Regions from separate parts of the Mus musculus genome. Here all the other regions are linked to region 2. Evidence: chromatin loops called from intact Hi-C (ENCODE). Cell type or tissue: heart. All regions are shown on one strand. Each heading gives the region's core, and the rest is flanking DNA. Links, peaks and the distances in the headings are about the cores only. Region 1 holds the start of Gtf3c3 (general transcription factor IIIC, polypeptide 3). Region 2 has its middle 49 kb from the start of Sf3b1. Region 3 overlaps Ankrd44 (ankyrin repeat domain 44).

Region 1 (10,078 bases), core at 1-8,000, 540 kb before region 2:
AGAAGAGAAGAGAAGAGAAGAGAAGAGAAGAGAAGAGAAGAGAAGAGAAGAGAAGAGAAGAGAAGGAAAGAAAGCTGTTGCAAAGCCATGTCTTTTATTCTGCAGGGATGGCTGATTCACCTCCTGCACCTCATCCAGATATACAAGCAAAATAAAGAGAAAAATCAAAAGCAGATACAGAAACAGGTAAAAGCAGAAAGGGTTTTGTTTTGTTTTTACTTAGTGGTATGGTGATCTCTAACTGAAACCTAAGAGATGTGAAGCTAAAACCAGGAGGATCCTGGGAGCTTGCTGACCAACTGATACAGCCAACTGCTGAGCTCCAGGTTCAGTGAATAAGACTGAATAAGAATGGCCTCCATAGGCTCAAATATTTACCACCAAGAAGCATCACTATTTGAGAAGAATTAAGAAGTATGGCCTCATTGGAGGAAGTGTCACTGGGAGTGGGCTTTGACGTTTCAAAAGCCCACCCAGGCTCAGGCATGCACATGTACTCGTGCTCTTCTCTCTCTCTCTCTCTCTCTCTCTCTCTCTCTCTCTCTCTCTCTCTCTCTCCCCTCTCTCCCCTCTCTCTCCCCTCTCTCTCTCCTCTCTCTCTCTCCCCTCTCTCTCTCCTCTCTCTGCTTAAGGGTCAGCTACTTCTCCAGCACCAAGCCTGCATGCCACCATGCTCCCAGCCATGGTGATAATAGACTAAGCTTTGAAACTGTGAAAGAAAGAAAGAAAGAAAGAAAGAAAGAAAGAAAGAAAGAAAAGAAAAGAAAAGAAAAGAAAAGAAAAGAAAAGAAAAGAAAAGAAAAGAAAAGAAAAGAAAAGAAGAAGAAGAAGAGCCTCCAATTAAATGCTTTCCTTTTATACAAGTTTCTGTGGTCATGGTGTCGCTTCACAACAACAGAATAGCAACTAAGATAGTGAGAAACCCTGTCTCAAAAAACAAGCTAGAGTGTGATAAAGGAAAATACGCAATGTCTATTTCTGGTCTCCACACAGGTACACACACACACAAACACATAAGAAAGGAAACAAAATTATCATTAGTCATAGAAGACATTATCATATTATATATAATCCAAAAGATTTCTACATACAAATTGTCAGAATAAACAGTTATTTGGCAAAGTAATTAGATACAGGCTTTTAAAAAGTTATGTAAGTTGTAAGAAACTAAACCTAGGGTCCTGGACACATTATACTAGATAAGACTCTAAACTGTCATATCCTCAGCTCCCCTTTTCTTTTTGAGACAGAATCTCACTAAGGCTGGCCTTGAACTCAGAATGGTCTTGAACCTGGGATCCATCTGTCAGAGCCTCCCTAGTAGCTGGGATCACAGAACAGTTTTATGTATAGCAATAATGAACTGCAAAGAACATTAAAAGGCCTAGGCTGTGGGGTAAGTAGAAAGCAACCTTAAGAATTGGCATTTAGGAACAGCAAGGAAGAAAAAAACATAATTCCAGAGATCTCATCTTTCCAATTTGTAGATTCTGCCAGATGTACAAAACTGACTTTTCTTCTATTCTGAGTGCATGCTTAGACTACCAAGTAGCTCCAAAGAGTTCCAGGACAATCCTTCCTAAGGAACGGGGAACATCTTGCCTCTAAAGGACTGATGGGATAATTTTAGCTGAGGCCAGCCAGTTCTCATGCACCAGAAATGAACTCAACCTATCCTATAACACCCCGCCCCCATTTTTCCCCATGGCTTAAACAATAAGGCTGGCAGTCACCCCACAATACTGCTGTAATAACTGAACCCCAGAGACTGTTTATTGAAGAGCTCTCTTTCTCCTGAGCAGATAAGCAAGGACTCACAGGCTGTCAGAACTTCTTTAGCCCCTTTTCTGCCCCACTTCCCTGAAAGATTCTAAGCTCAACCCTGTCTCCTTGCCTCTGCTTCCAACATGATCCACCAACTCAGGAACAAGAGTAGAGTTCAGTTTAGCTCTCCAGCCAGGCTCCCAAACATGGAGCTATGTTCTAATTGACACCAGCATCTTAAGTAGTTTGATATGGGCAAATGGATATGGTAAGGATGAGCATTCTGGTAAGAAAAATATATAATTACTGGAAACTGATAAATATGTATATTCATTGAGATGCTCATTTAGGGTGTAATGGGTTTAATCAGTTGGAATGTACTAACCAAGTATAATATCTGGATATGATAAGGTCTGTGTTCTGATTTTCTTTCTGTTGCTATGACAAAATGGAAACCAAAACCAACTTAAGAAACAAAAGGCATATTTAGGTTAAAGGTTACAGTCCATCAGCCAGGGAAGCCAAGGCAAGAGCTCAAGGCAGGAAGCTGGAGGTAGGAACTGGAGCCGAGACTATGGAGGAACATTGCTCACTGGCTTGGTTTCCAAAGTTTGCTAGGACTGTTTCCTTAGACAACCAAGGACCACCTGGCCAGAAGTGGCAACACCCACAGTAGGCTGGACTACTGGGCCCTCCCACAGCAATCAAGAAAATGCCCCACAGACATGCCTACTGCCCAAAAGATCCTTCCTAGGTGCCTCTAGTGTATATCTTGACTAAAAGCATCAGTCTGTCTGCTAGAATGAGACCTATGATGTGTGTGAAGCCCCATCCACCTAGCTAAGTCTGTATAGTAGAATAACTTGGTACAGCTTGGAAGAAGTATCCCATTGAAAAGGCCAACCCACTGATGGCTCAGCAGGTAAGAGCACTGACTGTTCTTCCAAAGGTCCTGTGTTCAAATCCCAGCAACCACATGGTGGCTCACAACCACCCGTAATGAGACCTGACGCCCTCTTCTGGCGCATCTGAAGTCAGCTACACTGTACTTATATATAATAATATATAAGTCTTTGGGCCACGGGGCCAACCAGAGCTAGCAGAGGTCCTAAAATTCAATTCCCAACAACCACATGAAGGCTCACAACCATCTGTACAGCTATAGTGTACTCATATACATAAAATAAATAAATAAATCTAAAAAAAAAAGAGAGAAGGCCAATTTAGAAAATGAAAATAAAGAAACCCTAAACAACCATTATGCTTGTACAATGATTTTTTTTTTAAAAAAATAAATATTATGCTACTTTGTAGCAAACACTGATAAACCAGGTGATAAAAATAGAATACTGAGCCAGGCAGTGGTGGCACACACCTTTAATCCCAGCACTTGGGAGGCAGAGGCAGAATTTCTGAGTTCGAGGCCAGCCTGGTCTACAGAGTGAGTTCCAGGACAGCCAGGGCTACACAGAAAAAGCCTGTCATGAAAAACAAACCAACAAACAAAAATAGAATGTTATTACAATAAACATAAAAGCAATAAAAAGTAAAAAGCAAATAGTGTTTTTATCAAATCATTTTACTTAAGTGCTCATTTAAAGCCAGCAGTAACATACCTTCATTGGCGTCTTTGTCCTGGGATTTGGCAGAGTCAATTCCTGATGAGGATGGAACTTCGGAGTCATCTGGGTTTTCTTTGGGTGATGATTTTCCTTTTTCCTGAACACTCTGTGATTGGGAATTAAACAGTTCCAAAAACTAATTCAGATTTAATTCTCTCAGCCTTGAATAGGGCATTTGCCTTATCTTTATAAAAGTTGACCCTCCCCTATGATACGTGGAATCTAAATTTGAATAGTTTCAAAGTGTTCCAATGTACTTAAGTCTTTAGTTTATGTAAGTCATTTGCAAATACAAGTGGAATGATTTTAAATATTTTAATGTCATCAATCTAAGACTTTAAATAAACCATAGGGTTCATAGAAGTCTATGAGTCAAGAAAGAAATCATTAGCTAACTTCAAAAGGGTCAAGAGATCTTTATGTTGGTCCCTTGGCCTTCAAACAAATGAGAAACTATTTAAAGTTCAGATCTTTATTAAAATTTGAAAAAGTAACAGATATCCTCACTATCTGGTTAGTTAGGTTTACTTTTATGTCTAAGAAAAAAAATTACACGGAGACTCCTCAAAAATAGGCGCACCAGGGGTGCATGTAGCTTTGCGATGGGGAGCTTTGTCCAGCAGGCTGGAGGCCCTGAAGTTTGATCCCCAAGACCCCTATACAGACCACAAAAACAAAAGGCCTGGTTCCCACCACCGTCACAACCTAGTTGCAAGATAGGTTTAGAACTAATCAGATCACCCTGTCTGGCTCATCGACTTAACAGGTATTAGGGGGTCGGGGGAGGTTAGCGCCCACCAAGGCTGGCTTTCGGGTGGGGAGATGTCTTTAGAGGCTCTGAGTACTCGGGTGGGAGTGAAAATCGGAAATTTTGGAAGAGGTGAAAGCTGCTGGATCCCGGGCCCACCCTGGGCAACCCACGACTCGGTTTCGGGGAAAACAAGACCGAGGAGCACCGGGGGCCCAGCGGCTCACTTTCTTCTCTCGGGTTTTTCTCTCTTCTCTCCGCCTTTCGAACTCTTCAAAGGAGATTTTCCCTTCCAGGTAGTCGATAAGTTCCGGGCTGAACCCCGACATGTCTGCAGGGCCGACGCTGCGCAGCGGGCCAGGGAAGCTGCAGCACTCCCAGGCTCTGTAGGACGCCTAGGAGAGACCGGACCAGCGTCCGCCCTAGAAACCTTCCCGGCCTGCGCCGCGGCCGCGCACTCTGGTTCCGCCTGCGCTCTAGGCCCCAGGCCTCTTCCCACAGGCAAGGGAGTGTCCAAATGCATCTTTCAAGCGCCAGACTCCCTTAAACTACCAGCTAGAGGAGCCTTTTTTTTTTTTAAAGATGTATGTATTAGTTTGTTTGTTTGCTTGCTTGCTTATTTTATGTATAGGAGTACACTGTCTTCAGACACACCAGAAGAAGGCATCAGATCCCATTACAGATGGCTGTGAGCCACAATGTGGTTGCTGGGAATTGTACTTAGGACCTCCGGAAGAGCAGTCAGTGTTCTTAACCACTGAACCATCTCTACAGGAGACTTTTGATCTGGGGATGCAGCACAGTGGCAGAGCGTTTGCCTGGGTTTCTATCTCTAATGTCAATCAACTTTTATGTCCCAAGTATTCATAAACTTTTTTGTTGTTGTTTTGTTTTGTTTTTTGTTTTTCGAGACAGGGTTTCTCTGTGTAGCCCTGGCTGTCCTGGAACTCACTTTGTAGACCAGGCTGGCCTCGAACTCAGAAATCCGCCTGCCTCTGCCTCCCGAGTGCTGGGATTAAAGGCGTGCCCCACCACGCTCGGCTGCTCTCAAACTTTTAAAGGGATTCTAACTCTTCCCATAGGGCGTCTACTGTATATCTGTTACATACATCTCTCAAAATAATCCTTAGGAACCTATGAGAGGAAAAAAAGGGAGAGGTGTGGGGAGGGTAATAGAACACTTGTAACATGAAAAAGGGCAACACCTGAAGTGGAAAGACTTGAGGTGGGACTTGAGGGGAGAGAGATGGAAGAGAGGGGTCAAAGTGAGTGAGTGAGAGAGAGAGAGAGAGAGAGAGAGAGGGAGAGAGAGAGAGAGAGAGATTATTTTCAACTCCTAGGAGCTCTTGTGATTTGCATTTTATCTTGTATTATAACTATTTCTTTTTCTAGAGACATTACCTATAAACATCAAAGACATTAGTTTATGTGTCATTATTATAAACCTGACTAACCTAATAACATGTATTCAAAACACATTTGTGAGTAAAGTTAGATGAAACTACAAGAGCCTTTGGAACTTTGGGCAAAGTTGAGCTCAGCATAGTCCTGGGTCCAAAGACGAGAGTCTATCTTTGATCATCTTTATGATAATCCAAGCTAAGGAGATCTGTAGCAGGGTTGCAGAATCAGAGGTCAAGACCTGCAAGAGCAGGACTACCAGATAGCAGAAAACTATCTCAGTCACTGCGTTTCTCCTGAGGAGGGATCTTACACAGGCGTGAAAACATACATGAGCAGACGGAGTGTGTTGATGTTATCCCCAGAAACAACTATGAGGATTACTCCCCTGAAGTCTTCAGGGAGTTGGGGAACTGTGCGGAAGACTCTATGTCTGTTTCCAGACTCACTCAAAGCGGGAAAGAGAAAGTGAGTATGGCTATCTGGAAAGGAAAACACTCTGCTGAGACCCAAATGTTTAGGCTGGTTTCTGTTACTGTTGGCTCCTGGGAAAATGAGAATAACAAGCCAACAGATGCAGATACAAAGTAAAGAGAAAGGGGTTTGTGAACAGGGGTGGGAGGAGATATGTTCTGCTAAAGATCATCTCCCAGACATGGGAGGAATTTGGGGGTTTTTGGGGGGGGTTCTTTTTCTTTTCTTTCTTAGGTCAGAATACAGCAGAATGTCTTAAATTTTAAGGGGTTCTTCATTTTCTAGTTCCTTGCAATGATTCGTCCATTGGTGAGTCAGACAGCCATATTACCTTGAGATGAAGCCAAATTGATACAGCAATGATGAAAATACTAAGAAGAAACATTTTGGTCTTTCAGACTAATTTTTGAGTCTCAACATGGAAAGGCTAAGGAAGCAGAAGATCTAACTTATGCCATGACAACTGAATTAAAAGAGTACAGAGAGGTGACTCTGTTCAGGAAGACTTGTGATGCTCCTGGGGCAACCATTTTTCCATGAGTCTCTCACTCTTCTAGAAAGTTCTTCTGGAAGCTTGCGAGTCCTTTTCTCCTGAATTTCATCTTTGTAAATCAAAAAACATGAAAGCAGATTTCTCATTATAGGACAAGGAAGCATGACTTCTCTTTTCTTTTTTGAGATAGGGTTTCTCTCTCTCTCTCTCTCTCTCTCTCTCTCTCTCTCTCTCTCTCTCTCTCTCTCTCTCTCTCTCTCTCTCCCATCCTGACTGCCCTGGAACTTACTATGTAAACCAGGCTGGTCTTGAACTTTCAGAGAGTCACCTGCCTCTTCCTCTTGAGCACAGGGTTCAATGGGTGGGCAGCTGGCCTAGATTTGTTTTCTAATCTCTATAATAAAGATACTATTTCCCTCTAAGGCCTGTTGGATCTGTTTCCCCTGGCAATCTCATAATAAGAGGAGAGTGTCCAACACCCGTGGGTCCATGTTCGAATGCCTCCTTCAGTAAATCATGACTGAGAACCCAGTGGGAGTATGAGTCATGTTTCCTGCCACACCTGAGTCAGTGGACAGTTGTCTCTGATCTGGAATCTCATGGCCTGCAAGGACTGATGAAAATTTAGAAGGGTAGAATAGAATAGAATAGAATAGAAGTAGAATAAAATCTCAGTGCTCTCAGAAACCCTTGGCTGCACTAGATTCAGAACACAGGACAACAGGCCACATCTTGGAAATAGAATTCTCACTGACAAGGTTCAAAGGGTGGGAAGGCTGCCGAAGACCTATATAGAGCAGCACCAAGGGACTCTTGACAGTCTGTGGCTCTTAAAGTACATTTGCTTCCATTAGAGGAAACACTTCAACTCTGAGCCTCCTGCGCACTTGTTCTCTTCCCCGTGGGCTTTAGAAATGTGTGTGGAGAGGTTCTGGTTAGCAAAATGATAGAGTGGAGTTGAAGGATGTTCAAACTGCAGTGTCTGAGGAACAAGTGTACAAACAGTCATATCTTGTGAAAACAGCCTTCTCGCACTGCCAGGACCATACATTTATGAAACTAAACCAGTATGAGACTCACAGATACCCTGGGGAGAAATTTTTAAGCCAAAGGAAACATACCTCTGCCCTGTGACTTACAAGCTTGTAGCTAAAAGTCCCCCATGGGTACCCGTAAGTTTCAAAGACTTTGAAATTAATAAACACTCACCTAGATTAGAAGCAATGCTGAGAAAGAAAAAAACAAGTCTCTAGCTCCACTTAGGAACTCCATGGTAGTGAGGAACCTCTCACCCAGCCATCTACCTGAATAAGCTGTTACATCAACTAGGACTATCTCATTCACAATTACTAATATTTTTGAATGGTAGATAACAATCTTGTTAACTAAAGTGTCTTTTGCTTTAGTTTATGTTTAGCATTGTGTGAAGGATGGAAGATACACTTGAATTTGACAAGTATTCAATTGAACATTTGCTCCATGACAGACATTGTGCTAGGTTCTAGAGAACAGCAAAGGAATCACATAATGGTTTCTGCTCACAGACACCAACCAGCCCTCCAGAGACAGGTACCTATGTGTCTGCCTGCAATAAAACACACTAAGCCAAATGCAGAGCTTCTCACACAAGTATTTTATTCTTCATATTCAGCATCAACTTGACTCTACAAAAATCTACAGTAAGCTGATTTGACTTATAATACCACAACAGTGCTGTGTGAATTTTAGTACAATGTTTCTTGTTTGAATCACAGAGAAAACATTGCCAATATTTGTAAAAATATAAACAGAAAATGTAGCTAAGTCAAATGAAATTATGGGAATTGGAAGGGCTTGGTATGAGCTATGACAAAGAGAGTGGCTTTGTTGGAAGAGTGGGGACTTCACCCTTTGCTACTGTTCCTTGTTGGGTGACTTGTATTTAAGGTAAGATTGGTGTTAAGCTGGGATATTTGACATGGGACAATGTTTTACCTTTGAACACAGCATACAAGCATCTCCCAGAGACCTTGAAGCAACTAGAATCTCTTTGTTTTCTAGTTCAACTCTTTGTGGGTATCCACTGCCCTCATTCAGTACAAGACTAGCAGGGGAGATTTCAGTAGTACATGCTAAATGTAGGGCTGCATTATCTTTTTAGGAGAAAAAGAGGAAAAACAAATCCTAAGCCTGAATCCCTATTACATATGATACACTGTAGCAAACAGGTCAGAATCTCTATTATTCCATACAATATACTATAGTAACAAGTAAACGTATCTTGTTTAAATAAAAGTGTTGCTCGATAATAGATAATGAATATAAAGGACGATCTTCAATAAAATATCTAATTAGGAAAATTATCATTTCATTTCACCTGTGGTATTTTTGTAACTCCTTCAAATACATGCAACCTCCCACTCAATAGTTACGGTCATAAAAGAGAAAAATACTGAAATATACATGTCAGTATCATGTGTTCCAAAGGTTCAGCTGTTTACACGTAAAATCTGGGAATGCAGAGCAAAATAAGTATAAACTGACTAATATGGAAGGGAAAACACACACGAGACTTCAGCACTGGTTGAATTTTCTCTTGGAAAGCTCTACTGCAGCTTTAACATGGTCATCTGAAAAAAAGCAAGAGAGCATTGCAGTGCAGGGCAATAAAGAACATTTGAGAACACGAAGACACCCACCCCCACCCCCCAAAAAAAAACCCACCAGAAATAACCAAAGCGCTCATTGTTCAGAAACACCCTACACCAGAAGCTGTTTCCTCTATGAAGCTGAGTTCTTTCTGAATGCTTTGTCTCCTGCCCTTAGATTCTTCCTTGTGCAAGTATTTATCTTGTTTCTCTGAGGTTTCCTATGAGCCAGAAAACCATAGGGAAGTGGTGTAGCCGCATCCCACCGAGCATGCGCATTACAATCATGATCTTTGTCTCGCGTCACACCCTAGAGCCTCTGCATGAAAAAGTCAGGGAAGCTCCTTGGTGCCCCTGTTCTGTTTTATTTTCTCACTTTAGAGCAGCATTCTAGCACATATTCCACCTTTCTAGAATAAAATTCCACCTTTTTCGAATAATCATCACTTTCTGTCATCACATTTAAGAAAATTAATAATGGAAAGCTTTTCACAAAAGCAGTACAGAACAATGGCTGCTAACTCACAAGAAATCCATGTCTCTTTGGAAGAGTGGGAAAATGAACGATTTGATTATAATCCCATGCCTTTATTGTTCAACTAAACAAGTCAGAATCATAATGTTTTTGATGTAACATACCTGCTGCTTCTAAAACCATACCCATCGATTTCATAAAAATGCAAAAAAATAAAAAGAAATTTAAATCTTAACTATAAATACATCTTAAATGTTTCCCTATAAGGAAAATGTCATCTTTGCTAATATTGTTTTTCTAGGTGAGAAAGTTCAAGGTGAAAGACATGCACAACCCTTTTTCCCCCCAAAAGAACTAGCAGTCATTTAACCTTCCCATTTATTCTAAGTGATCAGTTTAACATGTTTCTTTACATATAATTTTCCATATAACTTAAACTATAGGACAAGGTCTGGAAAAAAATATAAATAAGAG
Region 2 (10,217 bases), core at 1,105-9,104:
CCACAGTAACAATGGTATTAATACAAAAACAGAATGGGCAAAACAAAAACACTAAACCCAGAAAGGAGCCAACATGGCAACAGCTGCCTGGCAAAGGTTGAAAGGTTTGTTGAAAGGTTTCAACAAACATTGAAGGAAAGGCAGCCGTTTCAGTAATGGTACTAGAAAAACTGGATGTTCGCAGGTAGAAGAATGAAGCTGGACTGCGATATCTCACCCCACACAAAAGTCAGTTTAAAACGGATCAAAAACTTTCATATGAGACCTGAAACTCTGAAGCTGATAATTGAAAACTTTTCAAAATATGTACATGGACTTTCCAACAGGACATGAAATAATGCCAAGAACTGCATGAAATTTTAAGATTTCTGACAGGGAGGATGGAAGTGGTATGATTATAATTTTTTAAAATAAAAAAATAGTAATAGGTTTTTCCCTAGGGTCCATCTAGTCTCAGATTCTTGACCACTTTAGCAATGTCAGCTATATGTTCCCTCTCACAGAGTAGCTTAAATCCAATCAAAAAGTGGTTGGTTACTCTCATAACATCTGTACCACACTGCACCAGTATATACTGCAGGCAGGTCACTGTTGTAGATGGCAGGGTTTGTAGTTGAATAATGGTGTTGGTTTAAATAGTAATGGCCCCCATAGACTTATAGATTTGAATGTTTGGTCACCAAGGAGTGACACTATTGGGAGGTATGGCCTTGTTTGAGTGGGTATGGCCTTGTTGGGAAGTGTGTCACTAAAGATAGGCTTTGGGGTTTAAATGTTCAAGCCAAGCCCAGTATCTCTCTCTCTCTCTTTATCTGCTGCTTGCAGATCCAAATGTAGAACTCTCAGCTCCTCTCTACCACCATGTCTGCCTCTGAGATCCCATGCTTCCTGCCATGATAATAATGGACCAAACCTCTAAACTGTCAGCCAGTCCCAATGAAATGTTTTCCTTTATAAGAGCGTCCATGGTCATGGTGTCTCTTCACAACAATAGACCTCTAAGACAAGGTGGCAGAGTTTGTAGCTGGGTGGCACTGATGACTGATTTTCTCCTCTCGTGCTATGCAAAGTGCTTCCAGAACCATAAACATCAGTCAGGAGAGGCCACGCTTCTGGTTGGGTACAAGCTCTATTTCTCCATGTTCAGTGACATAAGTAAGTGTTGTCCTTAGCAGGATGACCTTTCCATCAGGTGTAGAGGGTGAAGCAATAGCCTTCACAATAGCCAATAATGTTTGGTGACTTCTATGGGACCCTTCTAGCCATCAACCCAACAAGATATAACCCATTCCTAGCACTGGAGGTTTTCACTGATGGTTTAAAATGTCTATTTGGAGCACCATCTTGTAGTGTGCAATTTTTGCTACCCCACTTTAAGCTCCAGGTGGACCACACTACCATCTCCGCCCAGATTCCCTCAGATCCACAGATAAAACACACACATTAGCTTATTTTTCAACCTGCCTTATTGGCTCAATTGCTGGGCGCTACTAATTTCTCTCAGCTTGTGTGCCCTTCTCAATACTCTTAGTTCAGCACCCTAATCTGTCCTCAACTTTAGTTGCTCAGTTACCTTCTCCTTATTCAGCAACCCAAAACTGTCCTCAGCTTTAGTTGTGTTTCCAATCTCCTGCCTGAGGAAGTGGCCTATGGCTGCTCCACCTAAGACCTCACATAGCTAGACACCTTTTCTCCCTCTGAAGCATGGCAAAATCTCCCTTCCTCTTCCCGCATCCCTTAGCCTGCCTGCGGGGACCCAGAAGTCCAGCCTCTTTCCTTCCACCCAGCAATTGGCCCCTGGCATCTTTATTGATCAATCAAGAACCAGTGGGGAACAAGACCTTAGCATCAGAACCACCCCCTACATCTCATCTTTTCTGTCCAATAAAATACAAAGTATGATATACAATTAACATCCAGTCTATCATGTCTGTCAACTAGATAAAGTACTTTTCCATCATTCCTAACTTAAAGAAGTATGTTTCTACCCCTAGATTATGTTTAGATTTTAGCCTGTAACACCATCTGAAAAACATGTCTTCCACTCTATAATGTCCCTCTCAATGTTAAATAACTTTAGCTTGATTATGAGACTATAACTAGTCTTCAATCTCTTCAGAAATCTGAGAACAAATTAAATATTACCTGGGTATGTAGGAAGCAACAAGCATGGCTTCAAAAACTTAAAAAATTATAGAGACAGCTGACTATCTATACAGCCCCTAAATTCTTATAATGTTGGAGCATCTGTCTTCAGCCTTTTGGACCAGAACCATCTGGTAGACCTTTGTAAAGCAGAATTATGAAGGACTGCTTACCCTGTATAGGCAGAGCTATCAATCAACTATTCTACATAGTGTGTCCTTTTCCTGGGAAGTATTTTGTCTGCAGATGATATAAGCAATTTTTATTGTGGCTACCTTGCCACAATAAGCAACCTCACATGGAGATAAATATGCTCAAATCTTCTTAAAGGGGAAAAGGGAAACTGTCCAGAACAGATATGTCTCATTGTCAAAGGATTCTTAATAATGAAATAGCATTAAATGTCACATTCTGTGGATTTCTGATGTTTCTGAAGACTATGTAAAGTATTTTGAACTTTTAAACCTCAGCTACTCTTAGCCATTTATATTTGAGTCAGTTGAAAGTACTTTATTCTATTGAAATTAGAATCCAACATAACTATAAGTTTACTATCTGGTTCTTAACTTGTATTACTGAATCATCCTAAACAGTTTGTAATAGCAGCTATTAGAAGGACTGAGTCTAAGCATTGTATTCTTAAATGAGTTGCATAGGCACAATGCCTAAGAGTAACAATATTAATCTCAAATTTTGTACCAATATAAGAAATGCACACCAATGAAAAACTTAAATCTGTATCAATATAAATTCTGTACCAATGTAAGAAATTATAACTTCAATTTGTATCAATTATAAAGATCTCTATCAATTAAGATTATGGCTACACAATGCTTTATTCAAGAATAAAATTTAGTAATCCATCCCATCTATTTCCTCCCTGTTCAAAATTATGACCATTTCTAAATTATCCCTCAAAACGACAACCTATCTATCATTTGTAAAATAACCATTACCAGACATCCAAACCCAGGGAATTGGGCTAACAACTCTTCGTAGCTACTTCCTGCTGAATATGAGCAATGAGAAATTCTCTAAAGGGGTTAAGAGGAGTAGGAAAACTAGAAAACTGGTTAGACTTAAGAAAGCTAGCTTTAGCATGTTATCCCGTCTCTGCATATTTGGAAGGTTCAGAACTTGACTGAAGTTCTGACCGAGTCTGTCTGAAAGGTCGGATGAGGGGAGGTGACCTAGAATCAGCAGCGATCCTAAAGCTGTTCTGGAAACAAGGACACAGCAGGTCGGTTCAGCATCCCAGCAGAGGAGTCTTGTCAGAGCTGTACATTCTGCAATGTATGGTGTTTACAACCAAAATTTTAGTACCATTAAAATTTTCATATGGGGGCTGGAGAGATGGCTCAGCAGTTAAAAAAGCATTGACTGCTCTTCCAGAGATCCTGAGTTCAATTCCCAGCAACCACATGGTGGTTCACAACCATCTGAAATGGGATCCAATGCCCTCTTCTTGTGTGTCTGATGACAGCAACAGTGTACTCACATACATTAAATAAACAAACAAATACATAATTTTTTAAAGAATAAAAAGATTTTCATGCAGATTGTGCAGGGTGCACAAATCAGTTAAGGATGAAATTCTACTCCTTGTTTGAGCAGGTGAAGGATAGCTGTCTTTTTTATGAGTTGATTTTATCAATAACCAATTATAAGAAGTCTTCATTCGTTGTCATGTAAAGGATGGCACAAAGAATCTCTACCTGTCCTGTTTGAGTTTCTCAAACTTTTCTAGTTCTTCAGGAGGACTCCTGATATATATGACTCTGGATGGAGTCCACCAGTCTCTTCTCCTATCCTGTCAACACGAATTCAGAGACTCTCAACATCACGAGTCCTTGGTCCAGTACCCAGAAATCATGAAATGTTTAGTTTGACCTCTCTTCCAGAGGAATTTTAATATAACCACCAAACTCATAACCACACTCATTCTGATAAATAAAACAATTCAAAGTAAATAAAGCAATCTAAGCAAATATTAACTGATGAGACTGTGTTCTGCTTTCTCCTGCCCTGCCCTTCGTGAGATCAAGGCCTGCATTACTTATTTAATATCTCTGTCTACTTAACATATAAACCTGTTTTCAGGCTCTCTCTTATATAATTCTCAAGGCCTAAATTTCTACTGTCTGAGATAGGCTAGGCGACCTACCCCCTGCCTTTGATCTAATTTTGTTGTTGTTTTGAGACAGGGTTTCTTTGTGTAGACCTGGCTGTCCTGGAACTCACTCTGTAGACCAGGCTGGCCTCAAACTCAGAAATCCGCCTGCACTGCCTCCCAAGTGCTGGGATTAAAGGAGTGTGCCACCATTGCCTGGCTTTTTTTTTTTTTAAGATTTATTTATTTATTATATGTAAATACACTGTAGCTATTTTCAGATACACCAGAAGAAGGCATCAGTTCTTGTTACAGATGGTTGTGAGCCACCATGTAGTTGCTGGGATTTGAACTCAGGATCTTCAGAAGAGCAGTCAGTGCTCTTAACCGCTAAGCCACCTCTCCAGCCTGATCTAATTTTTAAAGATCCAATGCCTCAATATTTTTATTTCTCTGTAAGTAACTTCAATTAAATTCCCGCTACTTACTATATAAGCCTATTTCCAGGCTTTATTTTTTGTCATATTAGGCAAAGAAATCCCAAGAATCCCATGAGTAGTCCACGTTCAAAGATAAATTGTCCTGGCAAGATTTTTATAGATCTTTAAGGCATCTGCTCACTCATTCTCCCTAACTTCTCTCTTCTGTGGAGCTTAATGTTTGCTGGATCTACCAACTGGCTCTCTACCTCTCCTCTTAAACTATATCAGTTCTGAACTGCAGGAAGAAACCCTCATGTGCTTCTGGCAAAATCTGTATTCCCTTGTATCCTCAAAAACTATTAAATCAAAATTTAAAAATGCATCCTTTGATTACTTGCTTGTAGGAAATAGGCAGGTTTTGTCTGTCTCTCTCTCTCTCTCACTGCCTTCCTCCTGACTACACAGCATATACATCATACCTGCTGCCAAAATACTCATCCATGTAAAATACAAATAAATATTTTTAATTTTTAAATCAATATACAGCAAAAAGGGGACCTTTATCCTGAAAGAAGCAGAGTGAAATGTTGGGGAAAAAAACAAAAAACATCAGCTCTTGGAGCCAAACAGCTCACGTGTGAATCCGGGCTCCCTCGCCTAAAAGGTGTGTGATGTTGTCTGTTCTTGTTTTGTTTTGTTTTTCGAGACAGGGTTTCTCTGTGTAGCCCTAACTGTCCTGGAACTCACTCTGTAGACTAGGCTGACCTCAAACTCAGAAATCCGCCTGCCTCTGCCTCCCAAGTGCTGGGATTAAAGGCGTGCAACACCACTGCCCGACTTGTTGTGTGGTTCTTGAGGGCTTCAGTCACATTGGCTCTAGGCACAGAATATTACCAGTTACTGTTTGAGTTTGAAGGTTTATAAATTATGGTCAAATGGTGGCAAAAAAAAAAAGCACTCAATTTTAAAATACTTTTGTAATAAATGAGAGAAATGCTTGTTTACATTATTTTAAACAGCCTTTGTCTTTTAAAACATACATCAAGTAATTGTAAATATTCATTTAATAAAAATATACCCTTCCTAGCAGCCTTTATTCATCCATAAGGCTTGTCAGATTTCTAGGACTGTTCTCTTTTCAAATTACTCAAAGTGGGAAGTCTGTTTTCCTGGGCTTTGCTGCCCCCTTTCAGAAACTAAGTATACTACAGAAATCAGAATGTTTTGAACAAAGCTCTTCACAGTGAACTTTCACCCCTTGTGAGTTACCACCAAAGAGTTGTTTGCTTGAAAATATGTCTGCCCACTCTCATGCTTCTAATTTCTTGCACAGTTCTTGGCATCAACAATCTGTCTTGAAATAATTCAGGGGTCAGCTTTCAGATTGAGTCCCTTGGCACAGGTGCCATGGACAGGAGGATAAGCAGGGAGTCCTCCATGCTCTGTTGATATACACAGTCCACCTGAGTGAAGAGAAACCTGAGTGCAGAGTGAGGGGCAGTATGGATCGTGGGTGCTGCCATATCTTAAAAGGCTGGACCACACAGTCAAAGAAGCTTGTTGTCAAAGAACTGGCAGGAGCCAGTCAGGTGAAGAGGACCCATGAACCTTGGCATATGCCAAGGCAGGGCAGCCAGTTCAGGTAACAGCAAGAGAGGAACTGAGTTGGGCATGGTAGTGCACACCTATAATGCCAGTGCTAGAGGACTGAGGCAGAAGGATTTCCAGTTTGAAGTCAGTTGGGGCTACCTGGTAAAACCTCATCTCAAAACAGAGCATGTGTGGTCATACATGAGGTCACTGTTTCAGTCCCTGGGTTGGGTATTTTTAAAATAACTATTCTACAAGACTAAGACCAAAACTCAATTTCAGCACTTAAAATCCTGGCATACTAAATGTATCCATTGGTGATATCAGCTAGGAGTCAAGCCAGTGCCAGCTGACTACATGCCGCTTCCCAACCTCCCAGAGCCCTTTCTCCTCCAGACAGCAGGAATAAATGTCTACTTCCGAAGGCCGCTGTGAAAAGTAAATAAGCAATGGATATTTGTTCATAAATTACAAAGCATTGTCTTAGTCAAGGTATCTATTCCTGAACAAAACATCATGACCAAGAACCAAGTTGGGGAAGAAAGGGTTTATTCAGCTTACACCTCCAAAACACTGTTCATTACTAAAGGAAGTCAGGACTGAAACTCAATCAGGTCAAGAAGCAGGAGCTGATGCAGAGGCCATGGAAGGATTTTTTTTTTTTTTTACTGACTTGCTAAGCTTGCTTTCTTATAGAACCAAAGACTACCAGCCCAGCGATGGTACCACCCACAAGGGGCCCTCCCTGCTTGATCACTAATTGAGAAAATGCCTTGCAGCTGGATCTCATGGAGGCATTTCCCCAACTGAAGCTCCTTTTTTCTGTGATAACTCCAGCCCGTGTCAAGTTGACACACAAAACCAGCCAGTAAAACTGACCCCTTGTCAACTTCACAAACACATCACTATTAGGCCTCAACCCTTACTTTCGTATTCATTCCCAAGATCTAAATAACATTATAAGTCCCACAGTCTTGCATATTAAAAGTCCCATCCCTTTAAAATATCTTTTAAAATCCAAAGTCTTTTTAAAATTAGAAGTCTCTTAACTGTGGGCTCCACTAAATTACTTTCTTCAAGAGGGAAAAATATCAGGGCACAGTCACAACCAAAAGCAGACACCAACCATCCAATTCTGGAATCCAACTCACAATCTGGGCTCCTCCAAGAGCTTAGGTCATGTCTCCAGCCCTGCCCTTTGTAGCACACACATTGTCTTCTAGGCTCCAGCTGCATGTACTCCACTGTGGCTGCTGTTCTTGGTGGTCATCTCATGGTACTGGCATCTCCAAAACACTCCATGACCCCTTCAGTCCTGGGCCATCAATTGCAACTGAGGCTGCACTTTCACCAATGGCCTTCCATGGCCTCTCACAGTGCCGAGCCTCAGCTGCTCTGCATGACCCCTTCATGCCTTCAAAACCAGTACTACCTGGGTGACTCTTACACATTACCAAGTCCTGCTGCAGCAGGAGTACAACCTTGGCTATTTCTGGAACACAGCTTCTTTGTGCTCTCAGAAAACACTTCCCAGAAGATGTCAGCTCAATGATGCTGGTCTCTTCTTAATCACCGCTAATTTCTTAGCTCCAGCTAACCAGCATCAATAGTCTCAGTAATGCAAAGGTTTCACTTTAGTGGTTCTGGTTAATCACAGCTGATTCTTCAGCCTCAGCTAACCAGAACCACAAAATCTTAACAATCAAATAGCAACAGCCCTGATAAGAGTCTTTAATCTTCCCTCTGGATCTTCACAAGCCAGACCTCCATCTTCATCTTCTGCACTGTTCTCAACATTATCTTCCAAGCTCCTACACAATATCCCACAGAGCTCTTAACACTGGATGGACCTTCTAGCCCATTCCAAAGTCCAAAGCCCTTCCACGGCCCTCCCCAAAACATGATCAGGTTTGCACAGGAATTCCTCACTATGCTGATACCAATTTGTCTTAGTCAGGGTTTCTATTCCTGGACAAAACATCATGACCAAGAACCAAGTTGGGGAGGAAAGGGTTTATTCAAGCTTACACCTCCAAACTGTTCATCACTATAAAAGTCAGGACTGGAACTCAAGCAGGTCAGAGAGCAGGAGCTGATGCAGAAGCCATGGAGGGATGTTCTTTACTGGCTTGCTTCCCCTGGCTTGCTCAGCCTGCTCTCTTATAGAACCAAAAACTACCAGCCCAGAGATGGTACCACCCACAAGGGGCCCTCCCTGCATCACTAATTGAGAAAATGACCCACAGCTGGATCTCATGGAGGCATTTCCCCAACTGAAGCTCCTTTCTCTGTGATAACTCCAGCCTGTGTCAAATTGGCACACAAAACCAGCCAGTACAAGCATTAATCGTATGGAAGCCATGCTGCTGCTTATAAAATAGTTTTTTAAAATGTTTCCTTTAAGCATAAAGATCCTAACTATGATGACCTCTTTGGCTTTTTCAAAGTGGTCTCTCCTCAAACCATAAAGTCTCCTTCATCACAATAGAAACAATAAATAGAATAAAAAATAAGATTATAGCAGGATGCCGGGATATGTATAACACTATCTCAGTACCTCTCCACTTAAGATTGCCACTTACTGAGGAAAAAAATATTATGTCCATTCTATGAATTGAAAAACTGAGATGGGTGCTGGGTGTGGTGGTGCACACCTTTAATCCCAGCACTTGGGAGGCAGAGGCAGGCGGGTTTCTGAGTTCGAGGCCAGTCTGGTCTACAGAGTGAGTTCCAGGACAGCCAGAGCTATACAGAGAAACCCTGTCTTGAAAAACCAAAAAAAACCAACCAAACAAACAAACAAAAAAAAAACTGAGATGAAGTTGTCCAAGGTCACACAACCAACAGTTGGCATACCAGGTTCTAAACCCAGGACTAACACCAAAAGCAGTGAGTGAGCCTGTACTGTGGTAGCACCCTGTTCTCTTCCCTTGCATGTTCCCGTAGAAGGTTCTTTACCTATGCATGTCTGAGCAGCACTATGTGGACTCAGTGGGGTTGTTTGCTTGTTTCAAGAAAGAGCACTTCAAGCTGGAAAGGGGAAGTGGCAGGACAGATAAAGGAGAAACCGGAGGGGAAGAGATTGGGGCTGAGTTATTAAACCATTACACACATGTACCAAGTTCTCGAAACAACTTTAACAAATGGAATGATCTGCTTTACCTCTCTCAACCCCCACTGACCCAGCCTGGTCTCCCTTCACTACAGGAAGCCACCTTTGGGGAATTACACTATTATTGACTTTACATGGAAACTATTGTCAATTTTTAGCTTGTGGCAGAGAGGTGGTAATGATACACAAAGAATGAACGATTTACCATTTGCAGATACTACCCCCACCCACCCCCGCCAGCAGTTTCCAGAATAACACTTCAGATGAAACCCTAGCCCTAAAGGCACTCGGTTAATCTCTTTAAGCACGTCCTTCCCGTGCCTGAGGGTCTGTGGTAGGATCCCTGCAGCATGCCTGAGGTCCTAGGTTCCATCCTCAGCACCACAGATAAAACCCTGCCTAAACTTAGCAGTCAGACTAAAACAAAGTGTATATCCAACAGGTCACGACATCCAAAACACTACTAACAAATCTCCAGATTTCCTAATATGAACACTAAATATGCCACTGCTCCTTCAGGCCTATGAATCATGACTGCCTGGCAAAGCTAACTAACTCCTCAGCAAGTCATGCTCAACTCAGTAGCTCCCTCTAGGAAGACAAGCACTAGGGGAACGAAGCACACAGGGTTGTTCTTTCAAAGGATGGGAAACAGAACTTGGGAGCAAACATGGTTAATAGCTAAGTGACCTTGGCACTATCCTGTCTGATCTTTTACTTTGTGCTTTATTGTGCACACAAGGATTGAGTTATTTCCAGGAAATCTTTCACTAAGTTGTGCTGTTACCCGTAAAAAACAAACAAACAAAAAAATGTACTCGGTCAGACTCCCAAAGTT
Region 3 (10,217 bases), core at 958-8,957, 140 kb before region 2:
TACCTCTGCCACCTATTCATCATTATAGCATTCCCAGTTTTTGCCTTAGTGGTGCTAAGCCTTAAAAGAGAAGCTTCCCCGGCACAAGGCTGTGCCTTGGGGTGCACAGTTCAATGGGTCTCCGCTACCCACAGTTTGCTCTACATAGCTTTCAGTCAGGGGCTGTCAACTTCAGTTCAAAAATATTAAATGGAAGATTCCAAAAATAAACATTTTTCTTCTTTTACATTATGCATCATTCTAAAAAGCATCACAAAATGTTGTGCCACCTTGCTCTATCCTGCCTAGGATGAGAACACACTACCTGCCCGCGAGTCTCGGTGCTACCTCAGCAATCAGATCATCTGTCGCTATGTTCAAGTGTCCCTTATTTATCAATGTCCCCAAAACGTAGCAGTAGTGGTGGTGGTCATTTTATTACAGCATAATTGCTGTATTTGATTACTGATCATTACTGTTAATCTATAAATCAAGTGTGGTCATAAAGAAGTACAAACACACATGATTAAAAGAAAGCGTCGTACACACTGGGTGTGGTACAATCCGTGGTTTCAGGCCCTCACTGGGGTGCTAGGGATACATACCCTGCAGGTAAGGAGACACTATTGTATTCTTTTAAAAACTCCAAATACCTTAGTCCAAATATAGGCAATGTAAGGCTGTGCAGTGCAGGATTTGGTGAACTCACTCTCAAGAGTCAAAATTGTGAAAAAACCATAACGGGAGAAAGAGAGTATTTTCAGTGATGCAGCAGTTACTTCAACTTATATTACTAGGATTTGCTTTGCACCTCAGCAGCTACACCCTGGCAATGCTTGCACAGGCCGTGAATACTAGCACCATCCCCTGAGTGACCCAGAAGGCAGCTGCCATTCCCAGTCTGGCTTCCCAGTGGCATAAGGGGTCGGGGCAGGGTATTTGGATGGGGACTTGTTCCCACTTCCATCCACTCCCATCTTTCCTGGAAGGGAGGACAGACACATTTAGAGGTGACTGGCAGACAGGCTGATGACACATGGCCTGTATGGAGAGCAGAGAGGAGCAGAGGGCTCCTTGTATTTGATAGCCATTGTGAGTTCTGTAGCAAACATACACAAAAAAATAAAGACTCAGCAGAAAGCCACTTCTCCTTCTCACAGCCCTTTCATCCTAGTACAGAAGAATTGTTCTTTTTAATTCTCAGCTTTGGGAAACAAACCAGGGAGGGACAGAGGGAGGGAGGGAGGGAGGGAGGGAGGGAGGGAGGGAGGGAGGGAGGGAGGGAGGGAGGGAGGGAGGAAATTTCATTTTCAAAAGTAAGACCTGTGAGACATTATTCCCAAATATGAAGTAGGGCTATAATTCCACTAGGGGGCGCAAGATAGTAATTTGTTATCCTATCAATGTACAGGTGGTATATAAAGGGAAGGAAGGGAATTAAATGGTCCACTTCAGCTTTAAGAAAGTTCTTAGAGAGAAGCAGACACACATACACACACACACACAAACACACACACACACAACCATGAACACACCAAAAAAAAAAAAAAAGGTAAAGTAAATGAAAGAAAAAGATCAAACAGTATTGTTTAAACCCCACTTTTCTACTGAGCCATGAGGGCCCATTGTTTCCGGAACTAGGAAGAGACCATATGGATAAATCCTAGGTTTGAGAGTGTCATTTTCATCATTTGAAAACACAATTAGAGAACAAAGGGATAACTCAATTGGTAAAGTCGATGCCACACAGGCACGAGGACCCGAGTTCAGATCTCCAGCACTCATGAAAAACAGGCACAGTGCTGGAGGCGGGGCACAGAGACGGGGAGATCCACCAAGCCACTGGCCAGCCCACCTAGCTCAATGGAGGAGGTCCATGCCCAGTGAGAAACCCTTCCTCAAAAAATAAGGTGGAGGCCAGTGTGATAGCACAGCTCTGTGAGTTCAAGGTCAACCTGGTCTGCATAGTGAGTTCTCAGACAGCCAGGGCTTCATAACAAAATGAAAATAATGAGGTGGAGAGTGATAAGGAAATCACTGGACATCGACCTCTGTCCTCCACAGGCACTTGCCTCCACACATACAAACATGAGCACATACATGCACCACACATCAACATAGAAACAACAACAACAACAAAAAAAAAACACAATTCAATCCTTCTCTCAATTCTGCCATCCAATTAAGAACAAAGTCCGGGGCTGGAGAAGGTGCTTCATTCTGGGTTCAGTCAGAGCAGCTGGCAGGGGGGGGGAAACAAACTGATAAGCTTGAGTCTAGGGGCGTATCTCCTTGGTAGATTATTAACCTAGCATGCATGAGGGTCTAATCAATATAACGACAACAAAATTCATGTGCTCTATGGAAACCACTAATTAGACTTCTGCTGAGCCCACGTGGCCTTCCTGTGGTTAGCTGCAAGCTTTTTTCAATCTAAGCAGCCTTTGGATGAGAAGCAGGGGAGAGGGGCTCCCTGAGACCAAGACCAAGCCAGGGGTAATAAATCCAAACACATCTAGAAGTTGCCCTAGCATTGTGCTCCACATCCCTGGTGTGCTGCCTGCCTTTCTCTGATGAGATCCTGTGGCTAAAGACCTCAAATGTAAAAAAGCGAGCATCTTGTATTCCGATCAGGAAAGGATGCTGGGATCAATCAATAGCCACTAGCATTGGTATTCCTAAACATCTGCCTATGCTTGAGCATTCTGGGCACAGGGCATCACCGAGGAAGGATGGGGGCATGGTATTGGTACCTAATCGCTGACACACCAATACTCTGGCCACATAAAACCACCAGCTTATGTGAGTAACCTGGAACACTTCACTAAGAAACGGGCAGAGCTTGCATTTTTGCAAAGGGATAATAAAATTTGCTCAAGTCACTTGGTTTAATGAACAGAACGTGCAGTGTTCTCACCAGCAGGCCCAGATATGGGATGTCCAGATATGGGATGTCCAGATATGGGATGTCCAGATATGGGATGTCCAGATATGGGATGTCCAGATATGGGATGTCCAGATATGGGATGTCCAGATATGGGATGTCCAGATATGGGATGTCCAGATATGGGATGTCCAGATATGGGATGTCCAGATATGGGATGTCCAGATATGTGATGTCCAGATATGGGATGCCCAGATATGTGATGTCCAGATATGGGATGTCCAGATATGGGATGTCCAGATATGGGATGTCCAGATATGGGATGTCCAGATATGGGCTCTGTTGAGTGCTTCCCGACTGTAGATCATCTTACCTGGGGAGCTCCCCCCATCATAAGATGATGATGATCATGAAAATCAAAGCTGTCTCCCTAAGTACTGTAAGACCCAGACGGAATACACTCAGTCCTTATGAGCATAATTCGTAATTATGGAGTGAGGCAGTCAGCGTTTGAAAACGGCTCTCAGCTGGGTGTGGTGGCTCACACTGGGAACCCGGTACTTGGGTTATGCAGGGAGGTGGGAGGAGAAGATCATGAGTTTCAGATCAGTGTGGAAAGCAGCAAGTACCCATCTCTTAATTAATAATTAATTAATTAGGAAAGGCTGGACTCAGTAAAAGGATAACTTCATCATCAGAACCCACATTTGTAAAAGAAAGAAAGAAAAAAAAAGCAAGTCCTGATGAGTCACCATTGTCACCCCAGTGCTTAGGCCAGAGCTTAGCCTGCCTCATCTACTCAGAGAGCTCCAAGACCCTGTTTCTGGAAAAAAAAAAAAAAAAAAAAGAGGGGGAGAGACAGTGCTTGAGGAATGGTACCAACATCATCCTTTAGTCTATGCCCTCGTACACACATAAACACATACACACATACACACACATAGGCACATACACCCACATGTGCACACACATACACACTTATACACACATGCACATACACATATACATATGCGCAAACATACACACATATGCACACACACAGACACACATATAAATGTGAACCCACACACATGAACCACACAGGAAGGAAGGAAAGAAGGGAGGGAGGGAATGTGGAGAGAAAGAGTTTCTATGGCACATGTTACAAAGTCAGTGTTTATAATATTTCCAGGTATTTACCAGAAAGAAAAAGAAAATACATAAAATCCCAAGTTATAGTAAGAAGTCCTCTACTTAAGTAGAATGAAAAATGAAGCATGTTTAATCAGAAACTGGGTAAATTATCACCTAACCTCTTCAAAATGGAAACAACACAGAGGCAGCGGCTCGGCAGTGGGTTCTGAGGACCAAGTCCCAAGCTGGGGGACAGTCACATGCTTTGCTGCTCCTCTGCTCTCCTGATGCTCCTCCACTCTGCTCTGCTCTCTAAGGACACTCATCTTCCCCAGAGGACAGACAGCCCAAGATAACATGAAGTCCAGATACGTCAACTCTCCTACTAGCTACTGAAGAACATGAAAGGAGAAGCTGGGCAAAAAGAAATGTTGAAACCACAGATCAGTTAAACTGAACCCTGAGGCAAGACTGATTTTCCTGACCGATGATTGCTCTTTTACCACAGTAGGGAGACTGCTGCTGTAAAGCCAGTTGACTGGGAGTCTCCCAAGCAGAGTCTCCTCATCTCTAAGATGAGCTAATAGTAGCCATTTTACAAGACACACTCGACAACTGCATACAAGGCCAGAGGCCTAGTGTTCCCGCCATGAAGTCAAGGGTCCTTTCTGATTTGGAGGTAAAAAGCTCAAATGTTTTTACAGTGAGTTTCCTTGTGACCATCCTACAAACTGGATGAATAGATTTCCTCTAAGACTGTAGAGTAAGAGCTAGTGAGATGGCTGAGTGGGTAAAAAGGCTTGCCAGGCAAGCCAGAAGACCTGAATTTGAGTTTAATCCCTGGAATCCGTGACTGAAGGACTCCCAAAGCTGTTCTCTGATTTCCATGCACATATATACATACACACACACAATGATAAGAATTTTATTGTACACATTTATATGTAATGTTATATATTATGTTATTAATATACTCTACATTTCATATAATATATAATGTTATTATGATATACTATTATTATTATTATTAAGTAAAATAATACAACTGTAGGACAACCATCAGATTAGGGCCCTAATCCATGCAACAGCAGCTCTGAGGCAGAAGGGCTGCCCCTGCTAGGAGAGAGCAGAAATCCAACAGCCTGAATTCATCTCAGCTGCACTGGAAAAACCTCAAGAATATCACACAGCTCTTCTGTATGAACTCTAACTCAAAAAGCCACATAATAGAAACTTACTAACAAAATACACCACCTCTCTTTGACCAAGCTGTGTCATAGTGCACAGATGATTATGAGCAAAGAATATTACATACATGCATGAAAATGGTGGGCCCATTCTTTTATAGATTTAACATATGCTGACTTTGAAATGTGCTGTGTATTTATTTATCCCTGCTTGATAGAACTGGGAACTGATCTTACTGCTGAAGGTTAGCAAACAAACGTGTAGTTAGGCCGCCTTTGGTGATCTCTTGGTTACAGAGGAAATGACCTCCCTGTTTGGACCTCTGAAGAGTCAAACAGTTTATCTGCGAGTGAGAACTGAATCGAAAGATTTATGATCTCCTAATGCTGCCCAGTCAGAGGCTTCTCTCACAGGCCACGCAAATGAGGCATGAATGACGTAATAGCTATGATAGCCTAAGACCAATCCAGCCTCAGTTTCTACATACTCCCATCTTGTTTTACTTTTATTTTTGCTTGGGGGTGTTAATTTGTTTTTTGAGACAAGACCTTGCTACATATAACTCAGGCTGGTCTAGAACTTACTATGTAACCCAGGTTGGCCTACTGCTCTCAATAGAACTCTTACATACTATGATTATGGGTGTGAGCCACTGTGCCCAAATACTAAATACCTAGTAGCCTACAAAGCATTACCAAATGGAGGATACAGTCTCTATGATGCATGGATAGTCACACTACACAGTAGTACAGATTTTATTTCTTTTTTGTGGGGGTAGTGTGAGACAAGGTTTATTTGTGTAGCCTTGGCTATCCTAGAACTAGTTCTGTAGACCAGGCTAGCCTCAAACTCACAGAGATCTGCCTGCCCCTGCCCCTGCCCCTGCCTCCCGAATGCTGGGATTAAAGGCATGTATCCACTACCACCAAACCTGATATGACTACTCTTTAAAAGCTAACACTGAAACACAATGTCAGAAAACAAAATAGAGGAAGGGAGACTTTTGAGGATATGTGTCACCAAAAAGCTGGAGAGCAGGCTGTAAGGTGAGGTCTGTGACGGGTGGGCTAAGAATAGAGCTCTCAAAGGAATTGGGTGGAAGAGTAAGTGGCTGGCCGGGAGAAGCACTGAGCCAGCAAAAGGAGTTCTAACCTAATCTTCGGACAAACAGGAACTCAGGTCTTGAGCAAGAGAAAGGCATGGAGCTTTCGCAAGCGTGTGCTCTGGCCACAACTTGTGTGCTGGAGGAGGAGACCCTGGAGCTGGAGACCCAGTGGGAAGACGATTGTCACAATTTAAGCTACCGCAGGAAGGCGTTTTCTGGTCTGCCTTGTGACAGGTTCGCCAAGAATGACCTACAGGGATGCGGTGGAAACTACGGACACTCTTTTCAACTCTTTAATGCCTGCTCTGTTCCTGGATGCAAGTTTGGCTCAGTATCTTGGCTACTTTCCTTCTCTCTTTATAGATAGCCCAGAGTTCCTGCCCCAAGACGTGAATGTTTCCAGGTGAAATCGAGGTTACTTCCTTTAGCTCTGGAACACTCCCATCCCATCCCACCCCACACACAGAACCTCTGCATGTGTAAGCTCTGTTTTGTCAGGCTTGACACTTGAGCACTGAATCGAAATCATAACATTTCAAAAATAGGCCATATCCATAAAGAGAAACGGAAAACAAAACACGGCAGACACGCTTTGCCAGGCTCCATATTTCCATCAGGATCTGCTGCCAACAACACAGATCTTTTTTTTTTAAAACTCTGTCTAGTTTCAAATGGCTGGAGATCTAATCTAAACCCTAGCTAAGTTAATTAAATAGTGTTGGGGAGAGAACTTTTAAAGAGAACCGGGACAAGGGAGATGGCTCCACAGATAAAGGCCCTTGCCAAGAAGCCTGATGCTCTGAGTTCCGCCCCTGGAGCCCACTTGACGGAAGGGGAGAACTGCCCTGAGTTAGCCATCCTCTGACCTTCGTGTATACACCACGGCGCACTTGTGCATATGGGTGCATACACACAAATAAATGTAATGTTTAACAACCTATTTGAGTAAGAACACAGTGGAACCAAGAGAACACTGTGGACAGAATATGTAAATCAGAATATTCTTAGTGAAACAAACAGAACATATAAATCATTCTTTAAGTTCCTGTTTTACCAATTTGTCTAGAGGCTTTATTTCCTAGCTGTTTTGCTTACATTCTTTCTACAACTGTACCTTACAGCATATCAAATCACATTTCAAATATGGTGGGTTTCTTTTTTTTTTTTTTTTGGTTTTTCGAGACAGGGTTTCTCTGTATATCCCTGGCTGTCCTGGAACTCACTTTGTAGACCAGGCTGGCCTCGAACTCAGAAATCCAGCTGCCTCTGCCTCTGCCTCACAAGTGCTGGGAGTAAAGGCATGCGCCACCACCGCCCAGCTCAAATATGGTGGTTTAATGATGTTAATCAATACAAGCCATTTTGGAGATCTTTGTGGTGGGGAAAACCTTAACGATGGCTTTTTTTCAACACTCAGCAAAATGTCTTTGTTCAGAGACATAAAGCAGTTTTCAATTGTAGGGTATAAAATGTGACTTTTGTTAATAGCTAATACACCTCTCCCTTATCATAAGGGATAATATGTTTTAAATTCCTCCTTTATAAAAAATGTATGCCAAAAAATGACCTATTATCATGGCATGCTTTTCTCATGGTGGCCACTTAAGCAGTTATAATTGCAGCAGCCTCAGAAGTCAGAAGATGAATAAGGCAATTTAAGTTGCATTAAATACAAGATCACCATGTAGATACAAAAGCCATTCCTTAGGACCTAATGAATCTTGCTGACTGGGGAAGGAGTGGACTACCATTGAACAACATAGACTCACTTAGTCAAACTAAGTCACTCATGATTCTGGAAAACTCCAAACTGAGCTTGTCTGAAATCTATTATAGTCTGAGTTCTTCGAAAGTAGCAGCAAGCCAATGTTTACACAAGCATCCCTTTCCACAGCTTACATGAGCTCCTCCTGAGCCCTGTCCTCCTTGTCTGTGGATTCCTCTTTGATCTCCATTAGCATTTTGTAGAAGGAAGATATGACAGTTCAGCTCTCACTATGTCTCTACAAATGGAGGACTAGGGACTGTGCAAACTGCTGTCAGTTGCCTTGGTGTGCTGACACTCAAATCAAGCCTGAATCACCTCTGCCTGCAATGACTAGAAGATGCCCTGCTACCCACAACGCCAGGAACATCACTAAGAGCCTGAATCTAAGACTACAGTCTTCTGGGAAGCATCTTTGGCTTCTCCAAACAAAATCATAGCAAGGGCCTTCATTGACAGATGTCTAAGGGAAATGATAAGACAGCAGGAAGAGAGAGGAGCCTGTGGGGCTGGAAAGCAGTTGGTATGGGAAATGGGAACTCTTACAGAAGCAGATAGGCCTATCTGACTTCCTTTCAAAGACAGTGGCCCCGTTCATATTTACTTTATTTCTCTAACTACAATCCACCCAGGTACTGATAAGGGATGTTTTCAAAACATGACTCAAGTGCATTCTGACAACCACACTCAGTCCTGGTCCACAGTGATTTACTAAGCATATGAAACTTGCCATCCTTCCCTTGAGAGCTCTAACACGTAACAGGAAGCACACAGCATATGTAACATGAATGAGAGAGAAACTGTGTCTGGCCCTCTGGAAGATGCAGCCTTTGAATTAAGGACTGGAGGTTGGTGAGGGTTTAAAAAGATGGGGTGTCAGTGGAAAGAGAGCAAGCACCTTCACGCTTTGAAGGGTGTGAGTAGAAGGAACAGTTTTCTCCATGGTGAACATGGGTGAATGGATGGAGGGAAAGAAGTCAGTGGGGTAAGATCACAGAAGCTGAGGATAAAGCTGCCTATTACATTTGGACTCTCTTCTGTAGAATTGGCAAGCTGTAATCTGTTTTTGCAGGGGGAGGGTGACTTGAGAGTTGAGTTTGGGGGGCTGGAGAGGCACCTCAGTGAGAACTGCAGATCTTATAGAGGACCCACATTTGATTCTCAGCTCCTTCATCACACAGTTCACAGTTGTCTATACCTCCAGCTCCAAGGGAACCAACACCCTTCTCTGGCATCCATGGACACTGTATGAACATTGTGCACATACATGTAAGCAGGTGCATGCACATAAAAACAAAGTGTTTCATGAAAAAGAAAAGAAGAAAAAAAAGAAAAAGAAAAAGAAGAACTGTAGAGCCAGGCATGGTGTAGCACATACCTATAATCTCAGCACTTGGAAAGTAAAGGCAAAGGATTGGGAGTTCAAAGTTATCCTCAGCTAATAGATAAGTTAAAGTCCAGCCTGAGCTACACGAGACCCTGTCTTAGATATAGCTGTCTCCTGAGAGGCTCTGCCAGTGCCTGAAAAATACAGAAGTGGATGCTCACAGCCATCCATTGGATGGAGCACAGGGTCCCCAATGAAGGAGCTAGAGAAAGAACCCAAGGAGCTGAAGGGGTTTGCAGCCCCCTAGGAGGAACAACAATATGAACTAACCAGTACCCCCAGAGCACCAACCAAAGAAAACACACGGTGGGACTCATGGCCCTAGCTACACATGTAGCAGAGGATGGCCTAGTCAGTCATCAATGGGAGGAGGGGCCCTTGGTCCTGTGAACGTTCTATGCCCCAGTATAGGAGACTGTCAGGGCCAGGAAGCAAGAGTGGGTGTGTTGGGGAGCAGGGGGAGGAGGGCAAGGGATAGGGAGTTTTCAGAGGGGAAACTAGGAAAGGGAATAACATTTGAAATGTAAATAAAGAAAATACCTAATAAAAATTAATAGAATGCTTATTAATTTAAAAAAAAGAGTTGTTTTTTTTTCCAAATAATAAGCCTCGTAGTAGATTGTGTAAAAGCTAAGAGAAATGTGACACAAGGGAGAAGATGACAGTACCAGTTTAGGAGAGAGCTCTCAGGGATGGGTATTCCTCAACTATGCAAGGAAACAGGGTCTCTGTGACCAGTCTGCAATCTAAAGGGTACATGTGCTCTCCACACCTTTAGATTGGTCTGAGCAGCCCA

The links. Peaks named below come from ENCODE experiments on the same cell type or tissue, not always from the same donor. Only the 100,000 strongest peaks of a DNase experiment are listed, where the experiment ranks them.
Region 1: it touches region 2 in a loop (3.0-fold over the local background); 5 of 42 quality-filtered maps call a loop at or near these places.
Region 3: it touches region 2 in a loop (6-fold over the local background); 22 of 42 quality-filtered maps call a loop at or near these places.

What each region holds. Positions count from the first base shown.
Region 1 is chr1:54,434,452-54,444,529 of GRCm38, forward strand. It overlaps Gtf3c3 (general transcription factor IIIC, polypeptide 3), which reads right to left and starts at 4,575. Exons shown (of 18, transcript NM_001033194.3): 1 at 4,362-4,575; 2 at 3,381-3,492. The coding sequence starts at 4,463. It overlaps Gm34066 (predicted gene, 34066), which reads right to left. Exons shown (of 6, transcript NM_001378419.1): 6 at 8,121-9,111. In heart, for the core only: no CTCF peak of the experiment used is centred there; a DNase peak (open chromatin) is centred at 4,530; H3K4me3 peaks cover 1,318 bases; H3K27ac peaks cover 922 bases; H3K27me3 peaks cover 990 bases.
Region 2 is chr1:54,973,569-54,983,785 of GRCm38, forward strand. No RefSeq gene overlaps it. Among named protein-coding and RNA genes, the nearest start is that of Sf3b1, 49 kb to the right of the region's middle. In heart, for the core only: a CTCF peak has its summit at 5,875; no DNase peak of the experiment used is centred there.
Region 3 is chr1:54,831,572-54,841,788 of GRCm38, forward strand. All of the region lies in intron 1 of Ankrd44 (ankyrin repeat domain 44), which reads right to left. Among named protein-coding and RNA genes, the nearest start is that of Ankrd44, 90 kb to the right of the region's middle. In heart, for the core only: a CTCF peak has its summit at 1,356 (motif pointing right); DNase peaks (open chromatin) are centred at 4,290 and 6,280.